2 separate regions of the Homo sapiens genome follow, and region 2 is linked to region 1. The links are chromatin loops, found by intact Hi-C in ENCODE. Cell type or tissue: heart right ventricle. All regions are shown on one strand. Links, peaks and the distances in the headings refer to the core of each region. The heading gives the core; the rest is flanking DNA. Region 1 has its middle 43 kb from the start of LINC02450. Region 2 has its middle 100 kb from the start of LINC02450.

Region 1 (5,390 bases), core at 249-5,248:
TTAACTGCAAATATTGTAATTAAAGTAGCAAGAGACTCTCCTATCTAGAAATTGCACCGACTTCTTTGCTTTACTGCTCTGCTTATCTGCTTCATAAAAATTCCTATTCATTCACTTTGAAAAATGCTGTACTGTAAAAGAATAACAAATAGAGGATATCATTAATGACTAAAAGAAAATAGAGAAATTTTGAAGATGCTCCCTGACTTTGAAGTATAATTGCAAAGGCCTAAAAAGTAATAACAATAGTTTTATGAATACTCCCAGGCAGTTATTTCTCTTTTCCTCTAATTTAATTCAATCACTCCTTTTACCTCCTCTCAAACTTATTTGATATAACTTTAAAAAGTTGCCCAGTGATAGGTTCCAGTGCTGAGATTTGCAAGATTATGGGTTTGTTGAACACCCCTAGGCACGTGGCATAGAGTTTGGAGATTGTTGGCACAACCAACAGACTAGAGGCACCATGCCAGTTCTCTGCTCTGCTGCCTGCTAGATCCACCCTTCCAGCCTCAGTTGCCAGTAACAGCATTAAACTTCCCTGCTAATGGCACTTGCCATTTAAGGAAACTTTCAAACTCACAAGAATAGTATTATGGGACATCTTATCCAGGAACAATTGTTCTGCTGTCTCCAGTTCACCTGGATGGAAAGCAGCACATGTGTCCTGAAGAAATGACGACCAGTCTAGAGCAATACCAAGGAACAGGCGGGTTAATGGCACTTGGTTGAACTTAATGCTGTGAATTAATTCCTTCCAGCTGGTCATTTATCCTCAGGAAATGTCCTGATTTTCAACCACTGTTTTCTAAATCTTGGAACAGATTATCTCTCTTAGAATCTTGGAGCTGTCAATGCATGGAAGCCTTTATGCGGTTGTTTGGGAGATATTACCCAAATTTTCCAGATCTGGGAAAACTGTGTTTTCTCCTCCAGTCTTGCTGGCACCAATGAAGATTCACAGCAAATCTCATCAGCTATATTTGATAACTCCAAAAGAATACATACCCGATCTAATAGTTGTTTCTGGTTTTTTTGTTTGTTTGTTGCCAATGTGATTGCTCACATAGATATTATTCTCAACAATTTGTATAGCTTTTCTTATTCAGGACACATAATGTAATGAGATGTTCCTTCTCGCAGGATAATGTTAAAGAAATGTATGAATCCTTACCCCTTCTAATTACTGACTTACAAAAATCCATTAGAGGGGACGCGTAAGCCTAAGAAAAAAAATTAAGGAAAATGTAATAAAGAACAAGTTAAGACTTTCCCAAGATGTCTGAAAACAAATAAAACTATGTTTCATGCCAGAAAACTTGACAGCTGCTACTCTGTAATTTTTTAAATATTTACTATAAACAGCAGTAAGAATAGACTTCTTTTTCCTCTAAAGGCAGTTTGTGTTTTTGGTAAATGTCATTAGCACCAACCAGCAGGTCCTCTTGACAATGTGGTTTATGTGCTATGAGGTTAGGGTTTGAGAATATGGAGAACATGGATTTCTAGCAAACCAAAAATTGTTCAGAAAATATCACCATCACATCATTCCTGAAGCCCACTCCATTAAGAAGCCCCATTGAAATACCTCCTCACTACTACTTCCTAGTAAAACTTCACTAAGTATTCTCATTGGGTTAGATTTTTCTTTTCTGATATAATTTATCTTGCCCAGATCTAGAAAATAAACTATGACCATGTTTCAATATAAATCCCTTAATTTTTATTTCTATGAACATTTATTTGCATGTCAAAGAGGCATTTGTTATTTGCCTCATTTGCTAAATGCTTCATCATCATGATTCCCACCTTTGCCCCAAAAGGAAGCAGCAGATAGTCTCCCTAACTCTCTCGTAAACCCACGCAGAGGAAGAACAGCTTTGCCTGAAAAGCCAGGCAGTTTACAGGATTACCAGAAAAAACTAGAGGGTAGTCAGAAGAGTCCAAACTTGAAGCCCCACAAGACGATCATCCTTATCCAAAGACACCTTGATTAGAATCCCCAAGCATAGCTGTGTAGCCCTTTCACAGAATAAGAATGCCTGCAAGGAGAGAAAGCCCAGGGAAAAGCTGTCAGTGAATGGCAGGGCATCTTCCTTGAGCCCCAGAACAGACCCAACGCTGATTAGCTGCTTTGGTCTTGAGCCAGCTGACTCTGCCACAGAACATGCTGGGGCTGACTGTCGCCTGCACGCCTGCAAGGAGAGAGACTGTTCCGTTCACTGAGTGCATTTTTGGAGACACTGTAGCCAAGAGGTAAAGTGTCAAAATACCTTCCTAAAATAGATAGCGCGCCTGCCAGGGATAAATGCGTACAAACCAAGGCTACGGCATCGTGGCTGTAGACAGTTGTTGGAAGCATCTGCTCGTATCTCAAAGAGGAATGAATATCAATCTTGAAGGGTGTGAGTGTTCTGGTGAGTCAACCTAAGACAGAAGCGTACAAGTTAATTATAGTTATCAGAGATTATTCTGTATTAGCACAGCAGCAAACCTGTTAGCCTGGTCTTTAGCACTTCTGTTAACAGGCAAAGTAGTCCCTTTATGTATCATGGTTGTTCCAACACATTGAAGCTTGCCAAAAAGATTTTTTTTTAAAAGTCCATAAAGCTGACTGATTTTTGATATCTGTGTCTAAAGCTTCAACAAAGCCTCTGCTAATGAGAAAAGATTATGTTCAAAGTTACAATTTGAAAACCCAAAGAGAAGATGTCCTACAATTTAAAAGACTCAGTGGAAATCTTTTTACCCCGTTATCACACAACTATCAGAGCCTGAAATAGAATGCTGAACCCCAAATTCATGGCAAAGATTGCCACCATGATTTTAAAATACAGATAGACACTATCTGTTAGAATGTGAAAACACAAGAGCGTTCAAAGTCAAGTTGCTGCCTCTGACAGTGACTCAAAAAGACAGTTTGTAGAAGTCTAGATTCACTTTCATTAAAAAGTAATCATGGTTAGAAGGGTGCATAGGACTCAGCTACTGCAGCCTCCTGTCTTCCACCCTCCACCCTCCAACCTTACTTTGAGGAAATAAGACATAAAGAGCCAGGAGATCTGGCACTGTCACACAGCTAGTTAGGGCCAAAGCAAAAAGCAGAACCCAGATCCACTGACTTCTGGCTTACTGCGCTGATCAACCTTCAAACATTAGAGATGATGCTGATACTGTTCTAGCTTTTACTGAGAACTTCTTCCACATAAAGCTATTCTGTAAAACATTTCACAAGCCCAGTTCTAATCCTTTTTCAACAGTGAAACAATTAACAGTTTTCATGTGTCTAGCATGGATACCTGGTTATTACATATAGCTAGCCTGAAAAGAACATGGAACACTGATGCCAAAATACTTTTTCACACAAAAATCCAAGATGAAGGTGAGGCATAAAGCCACTCTTTGAATATACAACCTCCCACCATTTTTTCAGATTTAAGTTTTTAAAAATAAAAGGAATTTCAAACAGCGCAACTACATGGCAGGTATTGAGATCATGGTGGTCTAGACCTGGAAATCTAGGTTGGCAGATTGAGAATGAACCCTCGTTTTTCTCCCAAACCCAGTGCAGCTCAACCCCAAATCACAGAGAATGAGGCCATATCTCACTAATCCCAACCCAAATCAATCCAGAGAGTGAAGGGAATGCTGCCAGGTCTTCCCCTGACATATCATCCAATCCAAGCCGACTAGCCCAAGCAGAACGGGTCAAACATTCCAAAAGTAGATCTGCCAAAAACAGGGTAAGGCTCAGATTTCAGCCACAGTTGAAGAGCAACATGGAGGTGTAAACCCCGGTATTCACTGCCATCTGATGCCATCATTGCTCTGATAGAAACAGAGCAATACAAAAATATAGACTGGTACCACTGTGGCACCAGCGTGGATTCAGCATGAACGTGAACATGAAAAGGCTGCACTGGGCAAAACTGTGAAGTTTGCTTTGGTTCTCTATCCTTCCTCCATTTCAAGGAGCCTCTTTCCTTCCTGGAGGGATCACAATCCCTGGGAGTCTCCACCTTCATTTCCACCCTGGTTTTTCAGAGTCCTTGCTAAGGCTTTGCTCCCGAGCCTGCCACAGGCTCTGAACCTGGCCAGACATCCTCCTTAGCATCCCAGTTTAGCTGCTCTGTGTCCTGCTTGCTGCAACCCACCCCGCCCCCACCCCCATCTATGGAAAGATGATGACAGATAACCCGTATCAGCTTATTAATGATTGAAGGTGATTTAATGCTGGGTTGACAGCATTCTAAAGATAGAAAAAAGTGGCAAATTATCCTGTGACATACCCAGGTACTTGCCAATAACTGTCAACCCTCATAAATCAGGATGGGGAAAGAGAGCACAGCAATTCTGTAGCAAGTATCTCACAAGTCAAGAAGACAAGGTCACACAAATCAGGAACCAGGCCAGGGGGAAAAAAAAGAGCGGGAATGAGGGAGATGAGTTCTTTCAAGCTTTACTTTGTCTGTGTCTAAGACCATTGCACACGCATTAACTCCTTTTATTAGGGATGCAGAAGGGCAAGGAGTCAAAGATTTGGAACCAGACCTCATGGTGTGAATCTGGTCCTACCACTTACCAGTTGAGTGGCCATGGCCCAGTTGCTTAACCTTTTTAAACCCCACTTTCCCCATCTGTATTTCATAGGATTATTTTGAAGATTATATGAACTAATGAATGTCAAGGTGCTTTGCATGAACCTTGAATAGAGTAGGTGCTCGATAGGGCTAAATCATTACTATTACTCTTTTTAATATTAACCATCCTTATCACAGCAAGGCTGTGCACTTTGCATTTTGTCATGCTTCGTCTGCAGTCAGTAGCACAGCCTTGTATCACCAAAGGTGGAAATCTTGTGGTGCCAAAGAGTGCAGGTTTTGCCACCACACAGAGCCAAATTTAATTGCCCACTCTTCCACTTACTGTGTGTCCCTGAACAAATCACCTGACCTGAGCTTCCTCAGTTTCCTCATCTGAAAGTAGAAGTAATAACATCCATCTCCTAGGTTTCCTGCAAAGATCGAATACAATAAAGTATGCAAAATGTTTAACACACAGTCCAGTACACAGGAAATGCTCAATAAACAATAGCTCGTGGTGTTAGTAGTAGAGGTAGTATTCCACCAAGGCATGTGTGCCTCAGATGACTCACTAATCTACCCCAGTTCCAGTCATGACCCAAAGGCCTCCATCCATCACTTCTCATCAGATGGCACCTCATGAGTAACTTTGCCTAGCCTTCACCCTTTGAAGTCAGTCTCTCCACACATTACTTTGTTTATTCACTTCAGTGCAATTGTCACAGTCTGTAATTAACTTGGGGCTTTGGGTTTACTTGTTTATTTTCCTTTTCTCCTCACTGAAGGGTAAACCCTACGAGAGGAAAG
Region 2 (5,390 bases), core at 271-5,270, 56 kb before region 1:
AAAAGTCAAACAGAAGTTTCTTATGGCCATAAGATGTATACAACTATTTTACCCAAACAAGATAAACATAGCCCTAAAGTAAACTGAAGGGGTAGCAAAATATTAGTAAACAATCATTCACTCAATACATATTTACAGGGCAACCGTAATTGGGACTATGCCAGGGGCTGGACATAGAGCAGGAAACAGGGAAGAGGCTCTGCCCTTAAGGAGCACAGCAGCCTTGTGAAGAGACTGACTGATAAACAGGTAATTACAATACAGTGTGGCAGTGGTAAATACAGGGTGCTAACCCACTGGGAAGCCAGCGTGGAAAGGGAAGTACAGTCCAGAAATCATGCTCCATGAGGAAAAAGCTGGTGTCTTATCCCTGGTAATAGGAAAGGACCTGGTTCCTAGTAGATATTAGATAAATAAATGAGTGAATGAATGACTACAGCATGAAGTTTCACCTCATTTTAAACCATGAGAATGAATAGAAATAGCCAGATGAGATATTAAAAGAAGGTAGCCTATATAAAACTTTCAGAAACACAGAAAAGAATTTTTTAGCCCAAATTCTTTCATTTTCTGTTTCCCCACACAAATTTACTCTTGTAATTTGCTAACCCTCCATTGTTGACAGTGGGGCTAATTTGCTACTTTTTCTTCCATAACATGAAAGTTTTTACACTAGACTTGATATAAAGTAGGTATGTGATAAAAATAAATGAATGATTGGCCAGGTGGGTCAGTGGATGGACGGATGGATGGAGAGAGGGATGGAGAGAGGGACGGAAGGATAAAGGAGGGAGGGAGGGAGGGAATGAATCAATTACCTGCAAGAAGCCTGGATATATCAAAGTACCTTTACATAATGTTACCACCTTAAATGTGTTTTTCTGGTTCATTGAGATGACTGAGAAAATGTAGTCAACAAAATTTCAACACCATTTTAAACAATGATGTAGAGCCTTGTCCAAGAATTACTGTTCTCATTAAAAGGGCTATAATGCAAATAACACAATTAAAATACAATCAAATCTATCACATAATATTCCATAAATGAAGAGCATTAAATAATTCACGCACCTTTAGGAAAGAACATTCCACTAAAAATTAAGTATTGAAACCACATGAAGGATTTTTTTTCCTTTAAGCATATGCTTTCTTGTTAAAAATATCCACATTTTCTCAAAGATATTAGCCTTATGCACATGGTTCAACATTCCAAATGCAAAACTTAACTGTTATCAATATAAGGCATCTGCTTTCCACACATGCCAATTTTTTGCAAGTTCTTCAAATAACAGATTTTAGTGATATCTAAGCTTGCCACATGTTCAAGGCTTATGCCAGCAGTCAATGAATTTGTATGACATTCATCTAGACCTCCAAAAGATCTTGGATTTCAATGGTAATAATTATACCAATAGTAATATACAACATATTCACATCTAATATGTTTTATTCTAGGCTAACCACATCAAACCTTATTTTTAATATTCACAATCTGCAATGCAGTCATAATTGTCACCAAAAATACTGCCTCAGAACTTTCAAGCTAACCTCGGCCCATATATACAAACAATCATAGTGCAAATTGGTAAACCTCTCTGGAGGACACTATAGACTGTTTCAAAAATCTTCAAATCTGCATTCCCTTTAATCCAGAAATTACAAAAATAGGAATTTAACCCAAGAAAATAATTAATGGTAAATTCAAAGTTTTCCTAAAGGGAAAATTATCCCAGTATTCATAATAGCAAAATATTTTTTAATCCCAAATGTGCAAGTACAGCCATGAAAAATTATGTCATATAAAAGCATTTATAATATATTATCATTGTCACAGTATACAATTAAGTGGAAAAATCATGTTACAAATAGCATGTAGAATGATCTTAATGCGTGTTTGCTTTTGTGTGCACACACATACACAGAGGACCTGGAAATACATGCCCCAGGGTACTAACAGTGGCTATCTCTAAGACTGTAAATGACTCTTAATTCTTCCTTTTCATTTATTTGTGTTTTCTGTCTTATTTTGACATAAATGAGCATTGCTTTTACAACTTTAAAAAAGGGTTATTTTAATTTTTTTAAATTATAGTTTTAGTTTATAAGAAATTTACTCATACTTCAAAAAGAGTAGCCCACAGTTCATGTCTGCTGCCATCAGGTGGTGGGATGCTCTACCCATCTTGTCTGAATCAAGAGACCCTGGGTCTCCCACCTCAACATTGTGTATCCCTGCAAATTCATAATATATGTTTTTTAAAAAAGAAGAATGGGTTCAAAATATTCATATCTTGAAAAATTATAATATGACTTTCATTTTTTCTATTTTGCTTGGTCCCCTCCTTCTTATATTTGTAATCATTTGATGAGAGTTGGCTTAACAGAATTCTGAAACCTACCAATGCTCCAAAGCCTCACACACACACATACACACACACGCGTGCACTGTTTAAAATCGAGATTTTTCACACCTATTTAATAAAATCATTTCTAACTAAATTTTTTAACTCAATTTACAATATCTAACCATAATTCCAGGGTGATATCTTGCCACCTAAAAAAAAATCAATGATTTCTAATATTTAAGTTGTATTTTTCTTATTCATCTATAATTATTGTCTCCCATTCAAAAGAAATGAATGATTTTCCAATGCACCCACACACAAATCCATTTTAGGATCAAACTTTTCAAGTAACAAAAACCTTCATAGATGTCCATTCCACCATCTTTTTTAGTTTAGAGGATTGTGTTTTCCAGAAAATGAAGAGTATTAGAAGTTCACATTGTCACCATACGTCACAGAACTTCAAATAGAGTTCCACTTCCAAATATTTCTATTTTCAACCTTTTAGTGTGGAAGATATTATTTTCTTTGATATATAACTAAGATCTTTCCAAAACAACCCTGCAGTGAGAGAGGCACCTTTGAAATGTTTGCAGGTAGGTAGGACAATCAATCTTGCTGTTAAGATCTCCATTTTTTTGTTTGTTTTTAGTCAGACCAATTATTTGTCTAAGGTCAAGATAAAAATTACCGCTGCATGAAGTTTTACTCTATAATACTGAAATAACAGAAGCAGAGAAAAAAACCGTAGGTATGTGTGTACAAGAATTCTGAATAGCATGGTGATAAAGGATGCGGCCTCTGTGTCAGACCAAACTGGGTTCATAATCCTTAATTGACCATTTTTCTAGCATTATCAACTTGGGCTAGGAACTTAACCCCTGAAAGGCCTCAGTATCCCAGGTGGTAAAATGGGCTATAAATTGACCTACCTCACAAGGTTATCATGAGGATTAAATGAGATCATCCATGTAAAACACTTGGAAGATGCCTGACACATAGTAAGCACTTCATAAATGCAGGTGATCGTTTCCAAGACACTCCATCTATTGTACAAGCTGGTTATTATGCATATGCTGCATGCAGACCAGAAGGCATGCAAAAGACGGCAGTTCCTACAAATTGCATGATGATTTTTGGTGGTAAATAAGTGCTATTCTGCCCTCTATGTAACACAGTCTGACCTTGAAAGTGTTTTCCATTCTCCAGTGAAAGCCATAGGAACTCAGGTCTATAGTCACAAAAGGAATGTGGCTCTTAAAAGCTTATGGCAGACCACAGATATGGGGCAGTTAACTTATCTAGAGGAAATGAGCTCTGGTTTTCTTTGCAGTCCTCAGATCCAGGAGCTGCAAAGTTGAGTCACCAGCTTGCTATCTGACCCCAGGCCAGCCACTTAACCTCTCTCTGACCCCATTTCCTTACTTAAAATCAACTCTCTGCTTATGTTCCATTCAAGTCATTATCTCTCCCCACAAAAATTGGTAGTAAGGTGTCCTGTAGATTTTGGAAATTAATTATTCTCTACGTTGGGTTTACAAAATAGAACCGTAAAAGGCTTGAAAATGAGTCAGTCTAGCTACATTTATTGGTATTTTGGTATTACTTTAGGAGCTCTTTTCCTGGAATAAAATCACCTACCCAGACAATAAGCTTTGTCTGACACTGTGACCCTAGTTCCTGATGAAGCTTTCTTGCACTGGTATTTCTGGGAATGACAGAATGGAAGAGAACAGGAGCCCCTTTGTCAGAAGGTAGTCAAGAGGGAAATAAATTTCAGTTATTGAAAGAGATTTAGGACAAGCTAGGCAGTGTCATTTGTTAGATAACTAAACCAGGAGCTTGGAGTATTCGGTTTTACACTCAGCCATTGTGTCTGTACTTGGCCTAGGACAATTTCCACAACTGTAAATAACCATAGGAGCGTTCTCCTAAAGAACCCTTCCAACTACCCACTTACACAAAATAACTGCAACACACACCCCTAAGTCCTCACATAGGCCAATTTCTCACCGTCCTGGGCTCTGTTGTGAACGCCTTGAGTGCAGAGGTACACTATGCTTGTCCTCACTCACACAGTGCCTAGCTCCATAAATGCTGACGACAAAGGCGAGAATGAAGAGTCTAACGTGTCAAGTCAAAAAGCACCTGAAGTTGAACAGAAAACCAAATACCGCATGTTATCACTTATAAGTGGGAGCTAAATGATAAGAACTTATGAACACAAAGAAGAAAACAGCAGAGGCTGAGGTCCACTTGAGCCGTGAGAGGAGGGAGAGAAGCAGAAAAGATAACTATTATATACTGGGCTTAATGCCCGGGTGATGAAATAATCCGTACAACAAATTCCCATGACACATGTTTGCCTATGTAACAAACTTTCACGTGTGCCCCCAAACCTAAAATAAAAGTTAAAAAAAATAATTTTATCCTCATTTAAAAAAAAAAATGAAAGCACCTGGGCCGGGCATGGTGGCTCAACGCCTATAATACCAGCACTTTGGGAGGCAGAGGTAGGTGGATCACTTGAGGTCAGGGGTTGGAGACTGGCCTGGTGGCCAAAACTAGTCTCTACTAAAAATACAAAAATTAGTCAGGCATGATGATGCTAGTAATCCCAGCTACTCGGGAGGCTGAGGCAGGAGAATCGCTTGAACCTGGAAGGTGAAGGTTGCAATGAGCTGAGATCGTACCACAGCACTCCAGCCTGGGTGACAGAAACGAGACTCTGTCTCCAAAAAAAAAAAAGCACCTGAAGTTTGCCTTGTCAACTTCAACTATGTTCAATTAAAAAAAAGAATGAATATTCTACACCTTTTCCTACCTTCTCACTGGTTTGAAGTCAGCCACCTCACCATTAATTGATTTTCTGGTCTGTAATAATTTTTCTTTTTTCTCACTTGCAACCAGAAGCAGCCCTTCCTGCTTCCAATTTGGTCCTTTGAAGCTGCTGAAAAATCAAACTGACAAAGTGTATCAGTTAGGGTTAAGTTCAGCTGTAACAGAAACTCAACTGTAGTAGCTTAAACACAAAAGGTGTATTCG

Evidence for each region. Hi-C counts contacts between places; a loop is a spot of excess contacts. Peaks named below come from ENCODE experiments on the same cell type or tissue, not always from the same donor. Only the 100,000 strongest peaks of a DNase experiment are listed, where the experiment ranks them.
Region 2: a loop joins it to region 1, with 9 times the contacts of the local background. A loop is called at or near these places in 6 of 110 quality-filtered maps.

What each region holds. Positions count from the first base shown.
Region 1 is chr12:42,733,012-42,738,401 of GRCh38, reverse strand. No RefSeq gene overlaps it. Among named protein-coding and RNA genes, the nearest start is that of LINC02450, 43 kb to the right of the region's middle. In heart right ventricle, for the core only: no CTCF peak of the experiment used is centred there; a DNase peak (open chromatin) is centred at 2,191; H3K4me3 peaks cover 939 bases; H3K27ac peaks cover 2,632 bases.
Region 2 is chr12:42,789,236-42,794,625 of GRCh38, reverse strand. No RefSeq gene overlaps it. Among named protein-coding and RNA genes, the nearest start is that of LINC02450, 100 kb to the right of the region's middle. In heart right ventricle, for the core only: a CTCF peak has its summit at 2,151 (motif pointing left); no DNase peak of the experiment used is centred there.